Regions from separate parts of the Mus musculus genome. Here all the other regions are linked to region 2. A link is a loop called in an ENCODE intact Hi-C map of the cell type or tissue named here. Cell type or tissue: heart. All regions are shown on one strand. Each heading gives the region's core, and the rest is flanking DNA. Links, peaks and the distances in the headings are about the cores only.

Evidence for each region. Hi-C counts contacts between places; a loop is a spot of excess contacts. Peaks named below come from ENCODE experiments on the same cell type or tissue, not always from the same donor. Only the 100,000 strongest peaks of a DNase experiment are listed, where the experiment ranks them.
Region 1: it touches region 2 in a loop (4-fold over the local background); 16 of 42 quality-filtered maps call a loop at or near these places.
Region 3: it touches region 2 in a loop (5-fold over the local background); 34 of 42 quality-filtered maps call a loop at or near these places.

The regions. Positions count from the first base shown.
Region 1 is chr6:137,661,042-137,666,702 of GRCm38, forward strand. No RefSeq gene overlaps it. Among named protein-coding and RNA genes, the nearest start is that of Eps8, 15 kb to the left of the region's middle. In heart, for the core only: a CTCF peak has its summit at 2,529 (motif pointing left); a DNase peak (open chromatin) is centred at 4,070.
Region 2 is chr6:137,453,325-137,458,985 of GRCm38, forward strand. It overlaps Ptpro (protein tyrosine phosphatase, receptor type, O), which reads left to right. Exons shown (of 27, transcript NM_011216.3): 25 at 1,261-1,396. Among named protein-coding and RNA genes, the nearest start is that of Gm52924, 180 kb to the left of the region's middle. In heart, for the core only: a CTCF peak has its summit at 2,499 (motif pointing right); DNase peaks (open chromatin) are centred at 2,547 and 4,047; H3K4me3 peaks cover 531 bases; H3K27ac peaks cover 1,782 bases.
Region 3 is chr6:137,720,868-137,726,528 of GRCm38, forward strand. No RefSeq gene overlaps it. Among named protein-coding and RNA genes, the nearest start is that of Strap, 11 kb to the right of the region's middle. In heart, for the core only: a CTCF peak has its summit at 3,237 (motif pointing left); no DNase peak of the experiment used is centred there.

The sequences.
Region 1 (5,661 bases), core at 878-4,877, 210 kb after region 2:
ACCAAAGCTAGCCTCAGGAAGCTGTACTGGTCTGGCCACCTGAGGGAGGAGCCCCAGAAGGCAGAGAATGCTAACCCTGATTCAGGATCTGGGTTAGCATTCTTGCTTACAGCTCCATTGCAGGCTTCAGAAGAGGAGGTGGCATCAGGGACAGAGTCAACCCCATGCTGGACATTTGGGGGTAGAAATAGCTTCCTAACAAGTGGGAAGAACTCACCGCTTACAGCAGACAGGCTGAGACATACGCATGCACCCTCACGATGAGCTATTAAATCAGGCAAAGCGTCGAGAGTGAGAAAGTCCAGAGGCCGAGGACGAGAGAGGGGCTGCACCGAATAGGGCCAGGCAGCTAAGATGCTGATAAAAGCAACAAGTGTGAGCTCACGAGGACACACACCTGAGAACACACCACGCTGGGTTGCTGCGTGCAGACACAGTGTTCTCACGCAGAGAAGAGACTCGAATTCTCATTATTAAAAAAAAAAATGGGAAGAAAAAAGCTAGAAGGAACTGTGGAGCTGAGTGAGAGTAATTCTGCAGAGATGCTAAGAGAATACACCTTAAGAGCACAGAGTGTCTTTACATTAAAAAAAAATGTATATTTATTTGCTGTGTGTACGGATGTGTGTGTCGCTTCTGTGTGTTTCTCCGGAGTTTCTGTATGTGCGTGCGCGCGCATGCGCGCATGCATGTGCGGGTGGGGGTGTGGTGTCTGTTTTAAACAGCTCCGAATGAACTTCACTGTTTCACTGAGGGTGACTTTGAGCTTTTGATCCCCCTGCCTCCATCACCCCACTGCTGTGGTTACAGGCACACACTTCTGTGCCTGGTTCATGGAGCACTGCAGATTGCCACCCTAACATTCTGCCCACCCAGTCTTGTCTCTAGCCCTTGCTATCCCGATGAGGCACAGAGGGGGGAACTCTCCATCAGAGAGAGTGTCTAGATTGGAACCCAGTCCCCCAACTTCCAAAGGAAGATGGTGCTTTTGCGATCACTAAATGCAATGGAAGAGCCACTCTGTAGACAACGGGGAAGAGGCGGAGAGGCAGATGTGGCAAAGGATGGTCTAGTAACTAAGCCACCAGGAGCGGCAGAAGCTGTTTTGTGTTTTCGGGGAGCAAGTGTGAAGCACGCGGGATGAGTGAATTCTATTTACATCCCACTCAACAAGTGCTGAGGGAAAATGAGGGGGCCGGCTGGAGACACACAGCCTCCTTCAGCATCGTGGTTACTATTCCACAACTCTGAAATGCTTCACGGAGCCAAGGGGACGATTCAACTTGAAAAAACCAAAACCACACACTCTTAAAAAGACATTTAAATAGAAACCCAAGGGCTCTAAATTTCTTACAATCCACAAGCTTTCGGTGGATCCCATCCGGGCTGGGGCACTTATTGTTTGTTTGTTTGTTTGTTTGTTTGTTTGTTTCAATGGGACTGGGGAATGAACCCAGGGCTTCTTAGATGCTAAGCAAGCACCATACCAGTGAGCTACATCTCCAGCCTTCCGTGGCATTTTCAGTTCTGAGCAGGAACATGAGGTGTTTGTAGTCTTGGGAATACGGCCTAACGGCACCCTTCTGCGTTCCCAAGATTTTTGGAAAAGAGTGAGGATGGCATCGGTCACATCCCTCTCGTTATCTTTCCTCCTTTGCATTCTGCTCATCTCCTACAGAGGGGAAGGATTGAGTGCAAGAAACAAAAGACAGAGCCATAAGGACACACTGAGGAGAGTAAGTCAAGTACTAAGTCAAGGTAGTAGCGGGTATTCCTTGCTGCCCTGCTCTCTCTACCCTGTGCCCTGAAATGCCTCGGCTCTTCTGCTGCCCGAAGTCTTCCCCATGTCTCCATCCTCCTGTGAGCATCTGTGGCAGGAACATCTCAGTGTCGGGTGTTACAGCGGGCCTCCTGCTTCCCCTGTGCCGGCTTATCACGCAGCTGGCTCCCAGAGTCTGTCCCCAAGTCACACACATGCCCTTCCCTCAGCCCTTTGCCCATTTCTACCCCCTATACCCACAACAACAGTGTTTGACTCATCCCTAGTGTAATCATGATGAGATCAGCTACAAAAGATACAGACATCGGGCAAGTGAGATGGATCAGTGAGGGAAATGGCTTTCCATGCAAGTCTGATGACCTGAGTCCCATCCACTGGAACCCAGGTAAAAGGGCGTGTCCACACACACCCACAGACACTCTCACACACACTCTCTCTCTGGTGCACACACACATACACACAAATACACACAGATACAAACACATAAACCATATAAACAATAATTAGTATGATTTAAATAAATATATGGAACTCATTTTTTCTTACTTTGGGGAGCATTTTTATATTTAATAAAAATTGTTGGGCTGGTGAGATGGCTCAGTGGGTAAGAGCACCCGACTGCTCTTCCGAAGGTCAGGAGTTCAAATCCCAGCAACCACATGGTGGCTCACAACCATCCGTAACGAGATCTGGCGCCCTCTTCTGGAGTGTCTGAAGACAGCTTCAGTGTACTTACATATAATAAATAAATCTTTAAAAAAAAAAAATTGTTAGATGTCCAATTTGGGAAATTCATACCACTTCAAACAAGATAAAGTTATGCTTGGGAGCTGTGTCTCAGAAGGAATTAGAAAGCTCTGGACTTAGCCAGTCTTTGCTGCGTATTCATTTCTATTCTGGGCAGTGCTCAGAGCAAAGATGCACAGAATTATCTCCTAGACAAATGCAAATAATCTTCATAGAAAGCTCTTTATTTTCTTCTCTAAACTGTGGTATCTTTCTTGCTCACAACTCCCTACAGTGGGGTGATAATTAAAACACCTGCATTCTTTCTAAAATTGCTGATGAGCTAGCTCCAAACAAGAATAAGAATAAGCAGAAACGGCCATGCTATCATAAATTGAGTTATTATGCCAAGAAGTAGGAAATAAGTTGTGTCTGTCAACAGTCACCTCTGTCCACCCCCACACGCATCATGTCTGGGTCCACACTCCAGCATTCCTAGGAACAGGTATTCCGGCAGGAATAATCTCCAGGCTGAGGTGGGCTGAGCACACAGGGCTTCCATCGTGCTGTGTTCTTCATCAGAGCAGTGCCCATTATGAAGAGACAAGATACTTGTTCTGCCAGCAGATAACACTTCACTAGAAATAGAAGTCCTACTATCTCCCACTCAGACGGTGATCAGCATCCTTCAGGATGATCTTTTGAAACTATGGACTTGGTGTGCTCTGCAATGATGCGAGATAGGCTAAGGACTTCTCTCTACATGGACAGTGTTTTAAAATATTGACCACCCTATGGGCTCACACCAGTCCGATCCATTATCAAGCTAAGTGGTCTTCCATTTCACTATTGGACAAATTATTTTTACTGTACCCGTTGCAGTAGAAAAGCCGTTCTGCATTTCTGGTTTTCTTGGTTAAAAGAATGAAAAAACAAAAAAACCCTCACTAATTTCTAAACTATAAAAAATGTTCTATTGAATGTAGACTTTCCTTTTTTTTTTTTTTGAGACAGGGTCTCCATGTTGCCCCACTTATTTCAAAATTGCTCTTAGCCAGAGACTGCCCTTGAACACCTGCTGTGTCTGCCTTTGCCTTCAGAACACTGGGATGGTAGGTGTGTCTCAGCATAGCTGGCCATGGAATATTCTAGCTTTAAACACTTGACAGACAACTAATACAAATGCTTTTGTTTGTTGGTGTCCATATGTTTTTAGCCAGGTGTGCCATTGCATGCTACTTTGAAAGGCTGAAGTGCCTTCCTATGATTCCAGGAGTTTGGGGCTAGCCTGAACAATACAATGAGATTGCCTTTTAACAAGTTTACCTCGTTTGAAAAAGAACAGAAGAAATAACCTAGAATATGTGATTCATGTAGCCTAATAGTTAAGTTTGTGGGACATTCATTTGTAAAAGGGAAATGTCCCCTCAATGAGCTTCGAATGGATTCATTTGCTGGGTTGCTGGGACACAATTCTCTCTGGGTTTTTGACAACACTTGTTTCCTAGGACCTTTGAGACTCTTTCCAAGTGGTCAGTGGAAATAAACTTCCTTTTTTTTTCCTGTGCAAAATGAGCCCCAGTGGCTCTCGGGCTATTCTGCTGTGTTCTGATTACTGGCTTCTCACTCAGGACTCCAAGAGTCTTGCCAAAGCACCAAATGATTTTAATCCAGACTCTAACATTTTGGCTGAGAGTTTGCAAAGTCACCCTAGACTTTTAAACGTGTTTTTCTGGTGCTAAGTTCAAAAGATATATATTATTAGAAAACATTGGCATTCAAACACCTAAGTGGCCATGAGCACATTGACATTTGCATAGCCCCTAAGAACACTGTGGTCCCCAGACCCTTAAAGAGGTAGAACGCATTCTAAGGTGGAGTTGGACCATATGAAACACATATTTAAAAACGAAAAAATAAATAAGTCCTGTTTTCCCGTCACAGTAGAAAACATCTGTTTTGTTAATGGACATGATTCTATTTGCTTGAGTAGTTTTCCAGATGTTTTGAAAGTTCTAAACAGCTACATCCTTTCTGATCTGTGCTGTTCTAAAAGAGTTGACTTGCTACAAAACCACTTAGGCCTATGATAAAAATAAAAACAGTTACGTTTATCATGAAAACTAGACATTTTAGGCAAGGCCTTGAGTTGCTGTACCCTATGGAAGATTTTTTGTGTCTAGAAGATGTATACACACAGGCATCCTGGTTTCTCTTCCCGTTTTCCTGTTATTTGTTTGGTTCTGCACTTTAGAAAGTACTCCCTGATCAGTATGTTTTTTTCTTCCTTCTGCATGCCTCTGCCTGAATATTTTTCTGAGTATTGTTCTAACAAGTTTACATATAAAACCTCTGTATTTTTGTTTCATTTGTGTTATTTGTGTTATCTGGTGATGAGCGTCAAGCCTGGGTCCTTACATCTATCAGATAAGCCTCTAGCACTCTGCTGTTCCCCAGGCTCCTTGTCTCTTTTTCAGTGTCTGTAAGCGGGTCACAGCCACAGGTCCGTTTTAATCAAAGAAAATGACTATTCAAAAAACGAAAGTCCCTTGGGTCAGGAGAGATGGCTCAGTGGTTAAGGGCACTGGCTGCTCTTCCAGAGATTCTGAGTTCAATTCCCAGCCCTCCTTTGGTGGTTAACAACCAGTACAAGATCTGATGTCCATGAGGTCTAATGCCCTCTTCTGGTATGCAAATGTACATGCAGGTGTAAAACCCATATACATAAAATATATAAACAAATAAAGATTTTTCAAAGTCCCAATAGAACAAAACAAAGTTTATTATACATTAAAATTCAACATATTTCTCTAGTAAATATCATCCCATTGTTGTTTATTTCTCAATCTCATGTAAGTTTCGAAACACCAAGAAGCTGACTCTGACTGAGCTAAAGTTGAACATTCATTTTTAATAAGCACATTTGTTCTCGCTCATCTCCTAGAACACGGGTTACACCTGTTGACTACTGGGTGCCACTGCCACAGGGCTTTCAACTATCATTTCTTGAATAGCAGTGGCCTGGATTGGAGGTTACTGTGTCCAAAGAACTGGCAGGAAATAATATGTATAATTACATAAACTAAAGGCAGGCTTATTTTATATAATTCCAAGAACTCTGAGCAATGGGTAGTATTATCTTCACTGGCTCTGAG
Region 2 (5,661 bases), core at 610-4,609:
CGTATGTGTTCACACTGCATGTGTGTACCCTGTGTGTGCGCACACTGAGGACCAGCCATGCTTGTGAGCTGCTAAGTTGCTGTTGAAGGAGCAGAGCGGGTCCTCCTCATCCGCCCACATGAGACTCCTGCGGTTTCAAAGCATGTTGTTGGAAATGAGATTATTCTCAAAACAGCCCTCTGAAAATAAAGCTGCTTGCACCTGTGGGGTCAAGCTCACACAGTCCTTTCTCAGCTGGCAGCAGGGGCCCTGCGGGATGTGACTTTACAAGGGCCCACTTGGTGGCAGACCATTTTATCTGAGAAGCCCCAGGAGAGAAGAGTTATCTAATAGAAAAAGCAAATTGGGTTCTGAACTCAAAGGCTTTTAGTTTGGGATTTTTTTTTTCTTCTTCTTCTTCTTCTTCTAGCAAATTCCACATCTAAATTGGCTCAACTGTCTCTTTATCCAAAATGTCAGTGTAATTTAAAGTTCGAAGCCCTTTGGCTCTGCGGATGATTGGCAGAAGGGCAGAACTGACTTTAACACGGAGAACAGGAAACTTTAGGGAGTTGGCAATACCAGTCCATATCTGTCCACACCCTTAACTCTGGGGCTCAGGCACTGGATAAGAAGAGTTCGCCCTCAAGGTAGTCATTTAAAAGATCGCTGGGAGATTCGTGCACATTCATGGCTGGGTCAGTAGAGACACGTGGTTCTACTAGAGGAGTAGAGCCTCTCCATGGCTGTCTGAGAGGGTGAGGTGACTGTGTGCAAATAAATGTTCAAGGCTCCAGAGTTGGAGTTAGGCAGTGGGGTTGTCAACTAAACCTTGGAGCTGGGTTGAGCTGGGTTCCAGGAATGACGTGTGTGTGTGTGTGTGTGTGTCTGTCTGTCTGTCTGTCTGTCTGTCTGTCTGTCTGTCTGTCTACCCCTGAGACAGAAGGCTGTTAATATGCATCCTTGCCTAAAGGGGAGCGTGAACCATCTCCTCCTTGGGCTGCTCAGTGTACCGTCTTCACTTTCCTCCAAAAACAGAGAGCTCAGGGCAGAAATGGTGCAAAGCCTTACCTCTATAGCGAATGATGTGATGGTAAAAAATGTGGCCTCTAAGCAGCACCAGCCACCTCAGCATCCTCAGGACCCAGCTAAGTGCAAGGCACTGTGGGAGAACAGGTTCCCCCTTTCATTGCTGTCTGTCTGCTTTAGAGATCTCCAGTTGGTTTCCAGCAGTGCAGAAGCCCTGTGAGACTTACGTGTTATCTGAACCTTCTTTTGCAGTGCGGGTGTGGGACGGACAGGAACCTTCATTGCCCTGGACAGGCTCCTGCAACACATTCGAGATCATGAATTTGTGGACATCTTAGGGCTGGTATCAGAGATGCGCTCATACCGAATGTCAATGGTACAGACAGAGGTAGGAACAGCATCGACGTGTGCGCTTAAGTTTGCTCTTGATGGAAAGCATCCTATTACCCAACGTTTGGTTTTAATCGGGCTGTCTCAGTGTCTTTACACCTGTCTTTCCCAGTTTCTTGCTGTGCATATTTGAAACTACCCCATTCCAAATGAATAGGTAGCAAGCTCTCAAAAGGCCGTGGTGTAAATAGTCACACTACTTGCCTGGCTTCATCTGCCTTCTAGGAATATGGAGCACGTGGGCGTGTCTGAAATAGAATCAACCCCTTTTGAGCAGTATGGCGCTCGCTGAAGGTAGCAGTCAGCCTGGGTAAGGAAGACTGTAGGACAGATGTGGTTTGATTTCTACTTGAGATGACAGACTGGTCAGTAAGTTTGTCACTGGGCTTGTTCCTCCATGTGACTCTGTCTTCACTCACTTCTGATAATAACCCTTGGTTGTTGGATTTGTGATCTCTCTCTAGGCTTTCAGGATTGCCAGCCCCCAATCCACCTCCCCTGCCCTATTACTTAAATCACTGGTTCTCAATCTCTAGGTTGCAGCCCATCTGGGGGTTATAGATTAGATGTCAGGCACATCAGATATTTCTATTACATGTCATAACAGCAGCAAAATTACAGTTATGAAGTAGCAATGAACTAATTATTATGATTGGGGGTCACCACAACATGAGGAATGTATTACAGGGTCACAGCATTGGGAAGGTTGAGAACCAATGCCTTAAATGAACAGGCGGTGTATCCCAGAATTCCCCCAGTCTTATTAACCAGTGTCCCCTTTGCCTCCTCGTCTCCCAAGTCCTTCTTTCCCGTGAGGCTTTAGAATGTGCTCAGCCTGGAAGGACAGCTCCAGGCAGCCTTGTGCTGCCCCGCAGCAACAGCCAGAGTACACCGGTGTGACTGCCAAAACCCGAGTACACTGGCTTTTCTATAATCCAGACCACTGGGCTATTAGGTACTCCCTGGCCTCAAGGGCACAATAGAGCTTTTCCTGGAGAAGAATGTGGGGGGCGGAATCTTCTGGACTAGAACAACGCCAGGCCTGACTTCTCTCTGCTTTAACGTGTTGTTCTTCCTCCTGCAGCTTCGTTCAAGAACCACTAGATGTCAGTATAACTCAAATAGCCTGGAGGGTAATGGCAGAGTCTCTCCAACACCGACTTCTTACTCTTTGGTTTCCTACCCCCAGCTCACTCCCATCACCACAGCTGCATCTTAGCAAGGCTTGGCAGAACCATTCAAACATATTCATTGCCAAGCTGCTCCCAGGGCACGGTAGTTTGGAGGTAGTGACTCATTAGCAAACGTCTGAATGACAGTTAGGACGCATACCCAGGCAGGATGTTTTCCCATTAGGAGAAGCTTCTTTTTGCAATAGATGGCAACTCGCATGGAGACACACAACTGGTAAGACTACAGAAAATAAGAGACTACAGAGTGACCTGCCATAAACGGGAGTTATATAGCCACACCCTTTCCCCTAGAGGCTCGGGGAGCATCCCGAAAGAGGGGACAGAAAGATCACAAGAGGCAGGCGCAGCAGATCACACTAAGCCAGCACTGTTTTCTTCCCGCAGCAGAGCACTTGAGATAAGAACTTATAGCAGTAGTGACAGCATGCTCAAACCCTGAGTGAGATCAAGCTGGACAAAATCCCAGCACGGATACAGGGAGGTGGGCATTAGGGTGCTATGGACAACTGTTGACCTTTTGGGAGAAGCAGGTAGTTAGAAAAGGGATGCAAGGCTTAGGGAACTACCCACAATCCTGTAGATATTCCACATCTATGCACATACAGACAACATTAAGTATCCTCAGTGGGTCTGGAAAACAAACAAAAACAAACAAAAACAAAACAGAGCATGTGACGTCGGAAGGGGGAGGTGCTGGTGGGGATAAGGGAGAGATGTCATGGGAGGGAATGAGGGCTGGATTTCAGCCTGAAGTTTTGGTTGTTTACTTCCATAAACACATATTCTGATATGCAATAAAACTATCTCCGTTACATTTATATGTAATAGACGCTTTAAAAAACATATTCTTACATGATAACAGTTCATAACCTGTGGGTCCATTACGCCTTTGGCTGTTGAACTACCCTTTCGCAGGGTTCGCCGAAGACCATCAGAAAACACAATGTTTGCATTACAATTCATAACAGTAGCAAACTTATAGTTATGAAGTAGCAACAAAGATAATTTTACGGTTGGGAGTCATCACAACATGAGGGATTGTATTAAAGGGTCCCAGCGTGAGGAAGGCTGAGAACCTGTTTTGTGGTGTGTGTAAATCCCCACACTTCAAAGCACGTCTTGTTCTAAGCATCTTGTTTGATGAATTATGCAACTTGTCCCCTTAATCGATACCTCTTTACAATTTTGAAGATGTTGACTGTAGGCTGGTGCTACCTTTGATTTTTCACAACCACAGAATCCTTGTCCGTTTCTGAAAACTTTGTGCACAAGGCTCCTCTGGCTCCCCCGCAGCCTCGATGTTTGTCTTCAGAGTGATAATCTCAGAGAGCAGACCAGCCCCTGGGGCTTCCTGCACGGTCAGGGCTCTGCTTTGTCTCTCCCATATTTTTGGCCCCAGTTTTAATCGTCCGGCTTCCTTCTTTACAGCAACATTTCTGGCTGACTTCTCCATGAAAACAGTCTTTTGAAAGGCCACTATTCCCTCCAGGAACTTGCTGGGAAATCCAAGGGTCTCTCAGCTTCCTCCCTTTCCCAACTCCCCAGCTTTACCCTTGAGTTCCCTCGGGAGTCCTGGATGGACACCTTCCCAGTTGTTTATTTATGTCTGCTTTATCGGTTGTATCTAGAACGTCTTGTTCACTTGCTTTATTTTTCCTTGTTTCTGTGTGCTCCCTGGTCCAACCTGAATTTTCCAACACAAGTTCTTTTATCTCATGTTTGTCCTTCAACCCACTCACATTCAAATCCCGCTGCCTGCTAATTTACTTAGTTAATAAGTAAGGACTAAAGAATGAAATGATTTTCTTTTCTACCACTTGTCAATCAAACATGACAATCAAGAGGACAAAATCAGTTTCCAGTGGAGAGCTGGTCTTTATCTACTTAACCCCAGAGCTGAATAGCATCTTTCTCCTCATTTTTGGCTGATAATTCTCCACATACCTACCTCCTGGACTCCATCATACCTTGCTATCCCTTGAAATAGCCAAAGTGACTAATTCAAGTAGCCTTGTCCTCAGGGTTCGCCTCGGGATCGTTGCGATCTGCATGGGCAGCCCATGTGGTGCTGCCCTTCCTCAACCGATCAACCACACTTCAGGGCTTCTCCATCCTTTCGGAGAAAGGATGAAAACAGAGAGCCAGAGCCTGGGAGGAGGCGAGAGCCTCGGCTCTGGGACTTCCCAAGTCATGTCACCTCTTCAGAGCCTCCACTTCTCCTCTCTAAAATGGGATTCACAGGTGCCATGTGTCGCCATAAGGAATGCAGGGCCTAAGCTGACAGGATCCATAAAGATACTTGGAAACCATAGCCTGCCACCTACAGATGGCTCAGACCCCTCCCGCTCCCGAGCTCCGGTGCTCTATTCTTAGCAAACATTTTGCTTGGTTTTCCTTCAATCACCTCTCTGGAGGTCAGCTGAGGGTCTGCTTTGAACAGACTGTCCTCACCGTGGGCAGCGTGGCTTTCTCCAGGTCCCACGGATGTGACTATAGATAGCCTTGTGCTTATTTGTCCTTTCTGTGTGGCCCTGTCACTGCCCTCATTGGGTTGTTTTGGTTTTGTTTGTTTGGCTTGGAGTTTTGGGGTTTTTAATTAGCATATGCCAATTATATGTAATAATTAGATGAATATACAGAATACTGAGCTTCGCCCTGCATCTGTAGACATGTATATAATGTATTTTGAACACATTTACCTACCCCCGTTACTCTCTTTCCCAGTCCCGTTGGACTCCTTCCTTCCCCATCAGTCTTCCTTCAGCTTTCCCTCTTCCTGTGTGCACACAACCCAGTGAGTCTCCCAGTGTGCACACGGCCCAGTGAGTCTCCCTGTGTGCACATGGCCCAGTGAGTCTAGTTGCAGTGCTTTAAAGAGCTCGAATGTGCCATCATTCACAGGAGTGTGGACAACTCACCTGTTGCCAACACCAATGAAGATGTGCCCTGCTTGGTTTTGGTTTTGACACAAAGTTTGGCCACTGGGCATCTGCAGAGCACGAGTCCAGACCAGAGCCCTGTCTATTTCCAGCATTCTCATGAGCCCAGAACTAGTGGTTGATGTATGAGG
Region 3 (5,661 bases), core at 878-4,877, 270 kb after region 2:
ATGTATATTCATGTATGAACCACTGTATGCTCATGTATGAAACACTGTATGCACATGTATGAACCACTGTATGCTCATGTATGAGCCACTGTGTGCACATGTATGAAACACTGTATGCACAAATATGAAACACGGTATGCTCATGTATGAAACACTGTGAGCACATGTATTAAACACTGTATGCACATATATGAAACATGGTATGCACATGTATGAAACATGGTATGCAAATGTATGAAACACAGTCTGTTCATGTATGAAATTGTCTTAAGGGAACACGTTATTATGCATATAATTAATAGATACTAATAAAACACTTAAACATGAACTCTGAACACAACAAAAGAAAATAAATTTTTTTGTTTGTTCTTTGTTTTACGAGACAGGGTTTCTCTGTGTGGCCTTGACTGTCTAGGAACTTGCTCTATAGACCAGGCTGGCCTCGAACTCACAGAGATCCTCTTGTCTCTGCCTTTCCAGTGCTGTGATGTATGGCAGGCACCACCACAGCCCCACTTAGAAAATAAACTTTGATTTAGACAGAAGCAGTTCTTAAATGCAGGTTGAAATTTAGTTTAAGATCACCCCCTCCTTTTTTCCCTTACTTTTAAACCATTCACAATATGTTGGATGTGGTGGCACACAACTTTAGTTCCAGCACTTGGGAGGCAGAGGCAGGTGGATCTCTGTGAGTTCAAGGCCAGCCTGCTCTACAAAGCAAGTCCAGGACAGCCAGGACAGAGGAACCCTGTCTCAAAAAAACCAAAAAAGCAAAAAAATCATTCACAATGACAATATAAATCTAAACAATACAATCGCCCTCAGGAGAAGTGTGGGATTGGAGAGAGGTTACATGCGTTTACCACAACTGGAGTTGGGTGCTTAACCCAGCAGTAGAGCCTGAGAGACTTTGGACAAAACAAACAAACAAACAAAAAAAACATAAAGGGGAAACAAAACCACTTAAAACTAGTTTTATAGCCATTTCTAAGAAACGTTATCAGAGGTGGGAAATTATGAGTGATTTCAGCTTTTCTTTGGGCTTTTAGGGGTAATAATTGAATATATATAAAATAACTTTTCTGGCATACATATATACATACATATATATATGCCAGAAAAGTTATTTTAAAATTACTAGGGGCTGAAGAGCTGGCTCAGTCGTTGAGAACATTTGAACACTTGCTCTTGAGGAGGAGCTGGGTTTGGTTCCCAGCACCCACACAAGGGTTCACAAGTGTCTGTAACTCCGGTTCCAGGGGATCTGATGCCCTCTTCTGGCTCCAGTGGCATAGCACCTATATCATGGCGCCCAGACATACATGCAGGCAAAACACTCGTACACATAAAATACAAATAAATATGTTTTTTTTTTTAACAAAATCACTCTGTGCTTATGTGTTCTTATTTGGTCAGCAGTGACAACCCTTGGAATGTATATCCAGTTCTACAATCTAGACGTTAGTAACGCCTCTCACTCTTTTAAAGCAGAAGGCCAGTTGACGTGGCAGAAAACCAGCTCTGCATCTCCCAGCTCTGATTCATCGAAGTCTTGTTTACCAGGAAGTGGATGCAGTGCTCGGGACATTGTTCAACCAAAGTGAATCTAACAAGGAGAAGGAGTGCCATTGATAAGCGATCAGACTAAGGAAAGGAGAAAAACAGCTCTAGAAACCACTGGAGACTTCGTTGATACTTAGCATTACGCTAGATGCAAAAATGGTGGAAAATGGGGATACAGATTTTATTTTATTTTTTTCAAGACAGGTTTTCTCTGTGTAGCCCCGGTTGTCCTGGAACTCAGTGTGTAGACCAGGCTGACCGACTCATCTGCCTCTGCATCCCATGAGCTGGGATTAAAGGCGTGGGCCATTATGCAATCGGCAATGCAGATTTCTAAACATCCTTGTCAGAGTTGAAGAGATGGCTCAGTTCTAAGCACACTCAGCGTTTTTCCAGAGAGCCTGAGTTCTGTACCCAGCACCCCGTGTCAGATGTCTCCCAGCAGCCGGGAACTCCAGCTCTAGGGGATATGATACCCTCTTTTGGCCTTATAGGCACCCATATTCATGCATACATTAACACAGCCACACATATGCATGATTAAAAAATTAAAAATTAAACTGTATTTCCAATTGATTATTCTGTGAAATCTTAGGACTATTCATTGGTAATATCCACGTATACATTATTTCAGACACAGCTCAGAATCACTATGACACAGATGTGTGCCATGACATTCCTCAAGTGCTTGCCTTTTCTTACTCGCGTTCGCAACCGGCCAGGAAAGACGCAACAAACCGGAATCTTCTGCGGCAAAAGCTTTATTGCTTACATCTTCAGGAGCAAGAGAGGAAGAGCGTGGCAGAGAGAGGCAGAGAGGGAGAGAGAGAGAGAGAGAGAGACGCAGAGAGACGCAGAGAGACGCAGAGAGAGCAGAGGAAAAGACGAAGAGAAAGAGACAAAGAGACGAAGAGGCAAAGAGACGAAGAGACAAAGAGAAAGAGACAAAGAGACGAAGAGGCGAAGAGATGAAGAAGAGGGAGTGCCAGAACCCCGTCCCTTTTAAGGAGAATTATCCTCCGCCTAGGACGTGTTACTCCCTGATTGGCTGCAGCCAATCGGCCCAGTTGTCATCACGAGAAAGGCAGAGCACATGGCGGGAAAACTGCCCCTGCACATGTGCAGATTATTTACTACTTAGAACACAGCTGTCAGCGCCATCTTGTAATGGCAAATGTGAGTGCGGCTCCCCACAGCCTTTCTCCCTACCGTCTTCTGATATTTGGAAGTTTGACTCCACTTGACCCGTACTTGACCCTTTAGGTTTCTGCCAATATGAAAAAGCATTCATAGAGGGGAGCAGGGACCTAAACCTTGAGTTTCTCTACTTAAATTAAGTAATCATGTTGTAGTTATCACCTGAAAGCCTAGGTCAGGAGTATAAACAAAGGAGAATTCCAGGATGAAAGGGATTTCTGCCACTTTTCTAAGTGGCATCTGTGCCAAATTGGGTAAAAGTAGTTGGTATCAATAAACAAGAAGTGTTTGTGAAAGGTCCATTTGAGGACTAATCATTCCAACGACATTTTATTGAGCATTTAAAATTTTCTAAATGTAAGCAAGACATTATAATTTGTTAGTTGAAAGATGAAAATACTTGTGTCAAACAGTCTGCAAGGTTGGCCTTAGCAATTTGTGTAATAGATGTTGAATGATCGCCATCTAGTGGCTACAGGGAAAATTCACTTTTGCTCATGTATTTCTCACCGGGCCATTAACTAATCAAAGAATCCAAGAGTCAAGTACATTTAGATGTAGTAATGCATGGTGTATTAAAAATATTTAAATAGTTTATATTTTTCCTGTTTAAAGGTGTAATGTATGTCTAAAACATAGAAAAATACGAACAAAATGTATAACCCTCTCACTTAACGACTCTCAGAGAGCATTGTAATGAATTCACTAGGCCTTTTTCATATCAATTCACATTTTCATGTAATCGACATCATAAAATATTTGACTTTAAGTAGTACTTTAAAGTTTTAATGCCACATTATATGTTTTAAAAATATAATTAAAGTACACTAAAGTTTGAATGAGCTTATTTAACCTGGGTCATAAAATGTACTTATGTGGGAGTAAATGGAATAGTCATTTATTTAGGAAATTAAAAGTAGCTAAATGCCACTGGCAAATGGGTTTAGAACTTTATAGACCAGGAGAGTGGCTGGGAGAACAATCCCCACCTGGGAGGCCAAGGCAGAAGGATTGCCGTGAGTTCCGATGCCAATCCAGAATACAGAGTGAAGTCCCGAGCCAGGGCTACAGAGTGACACTCTTTCTCGCTCTAAAGCGAACCAGGAAAGCAGAAGGAGTTACAGAGTGCCAGCCAGTGACATCACTCACACAACCATTGGGAACTGGGGTACTAGACTGGCCCAACAGTAGTCACAAGCCACAGAATGATAATGCAATAATTCCACACTAGAGTGCAGATAGAAACAATAGCTGTTGACTATCTTGACACGTCTGAACAGCCTCCAGTGAGTTTTAACCTTGCTCTTTCTGGGTGTGTTGGCATATGCCCTGAATTCTAACACTTGGGAGGCAGATGTAGGAGTGTTCTAACCCTGAGGGCAGCCTGCTCTAGACAGTGAGTTCTAGGCCAGACAGCTACTCAGGGTGGTCCTTTGCTGAGGCTATTTACCAGTTACCAGTACAAGCCAATTAAGTCAAGATCTAGGGACTGGGTTGTTTTTATGAGTTTCTCACACACTGCAGTTGTGCCTCTTGATGGGAACATCCCCAGACTACAGAGAGAGGAAACTAGAGGCAGAAATACCATCGAGAAGGATGTAGCATTTATCACATAGGAAATGGTATGAGTTAGTAAAGGTGTGTTGTAGCTACTTAATGACTAGGACTGACACAGGTTGGCAATGAATTGGATATATATATATTGGATATATATATTGGATATATGTATTGGATATATATATAAAACCGAGGATTGCTCTCTAGTGGTGCCTGGATACAGGATCACAGTATGTTCAGAGAGGCAGCTGGGCGAGCCAGGTACCCTGGAGAGCTGGATGTGTGGGAGGCAGCAGTGTGTATTAATCACTTTCCCTTTAGATCTATGTCAGTGGTGCAAAGAGGCTGTGCATAATTTTTCTTTGCCCCTTTATAAATACCTGCAATAGGTGTAATTGTACGTAAACCACCGGACTTCACCTTTCCACTGTGTTAAGGAGTGGGTAGGACTGCAAACCGTGCCCGTGTGCGTGCATGTGCATGAGCCCACTAAACATCAACCTTGAATGTTGTTCTTCAGGCGCCAGCCACCTTGGTTTTATGGAACTCATCCATTAGTCTAGGCTGACAAATCCTGGGGCACGGATTGTCTTCCCTTCCAGGTACTGGGATTCTTATCCTAACTCAGGGCACCCAGATTTTTAAGGTGGGCCCTGGCAATCAAACTCAGATCCTCTCGCTTGTAGGCAATCACATGACTGTCTGAGCCATCACCACATCCCTGCCAGTCTCATTTTTCCCTCATCTGGTTGTTCTGTTGGTCCTGCAGAAGGAAGTACAGACCGGTGAGTTGGCCTTTTGGATTTGCTTCTGACTGGCTTCCCATTTACTTGTGTTCTACCCCAAATCTCTCAGGCCACAGTTTCCTGGCCTGTTAGCAGCCAGTCCTGTCTCTTTGTATAGCAGTCAAATCCAGTTTCCATCTCCATTCCTTCCCCACAATGCCACACAACTCCCACCCCGCCCAACACATGCAGAAACAGCCCTCATAACATCCTTCACAAAGAAGGCAGTAACTGCTCCCAAGAAACTCTGGGCTACAGGATGGCTCCCAATTTTTAATGCTTTTCTCTTTGTTGGGGACAGGCACAGACTTACTATCTAACGTTAGCATTTCCTCCACTCAACTTCTCTGTGCTTGGTAGCACTAATACCCACATTACTCGGGTCTGTAATGGAATTGTCTCCTCTCAAATGCCTCCTGATCTGACCTAGGGGTCCACAGGTGAAGGCAAGGGTTCTTTCAGTACTGTTTTGGCTGAGAAGGTCTCTAAGGAGTACTGTTCCATCTCTAGAAAAAACCAAGTGGCCAAGAGGGCAAGTTAAGGGGCTGCTTTTGCCCCA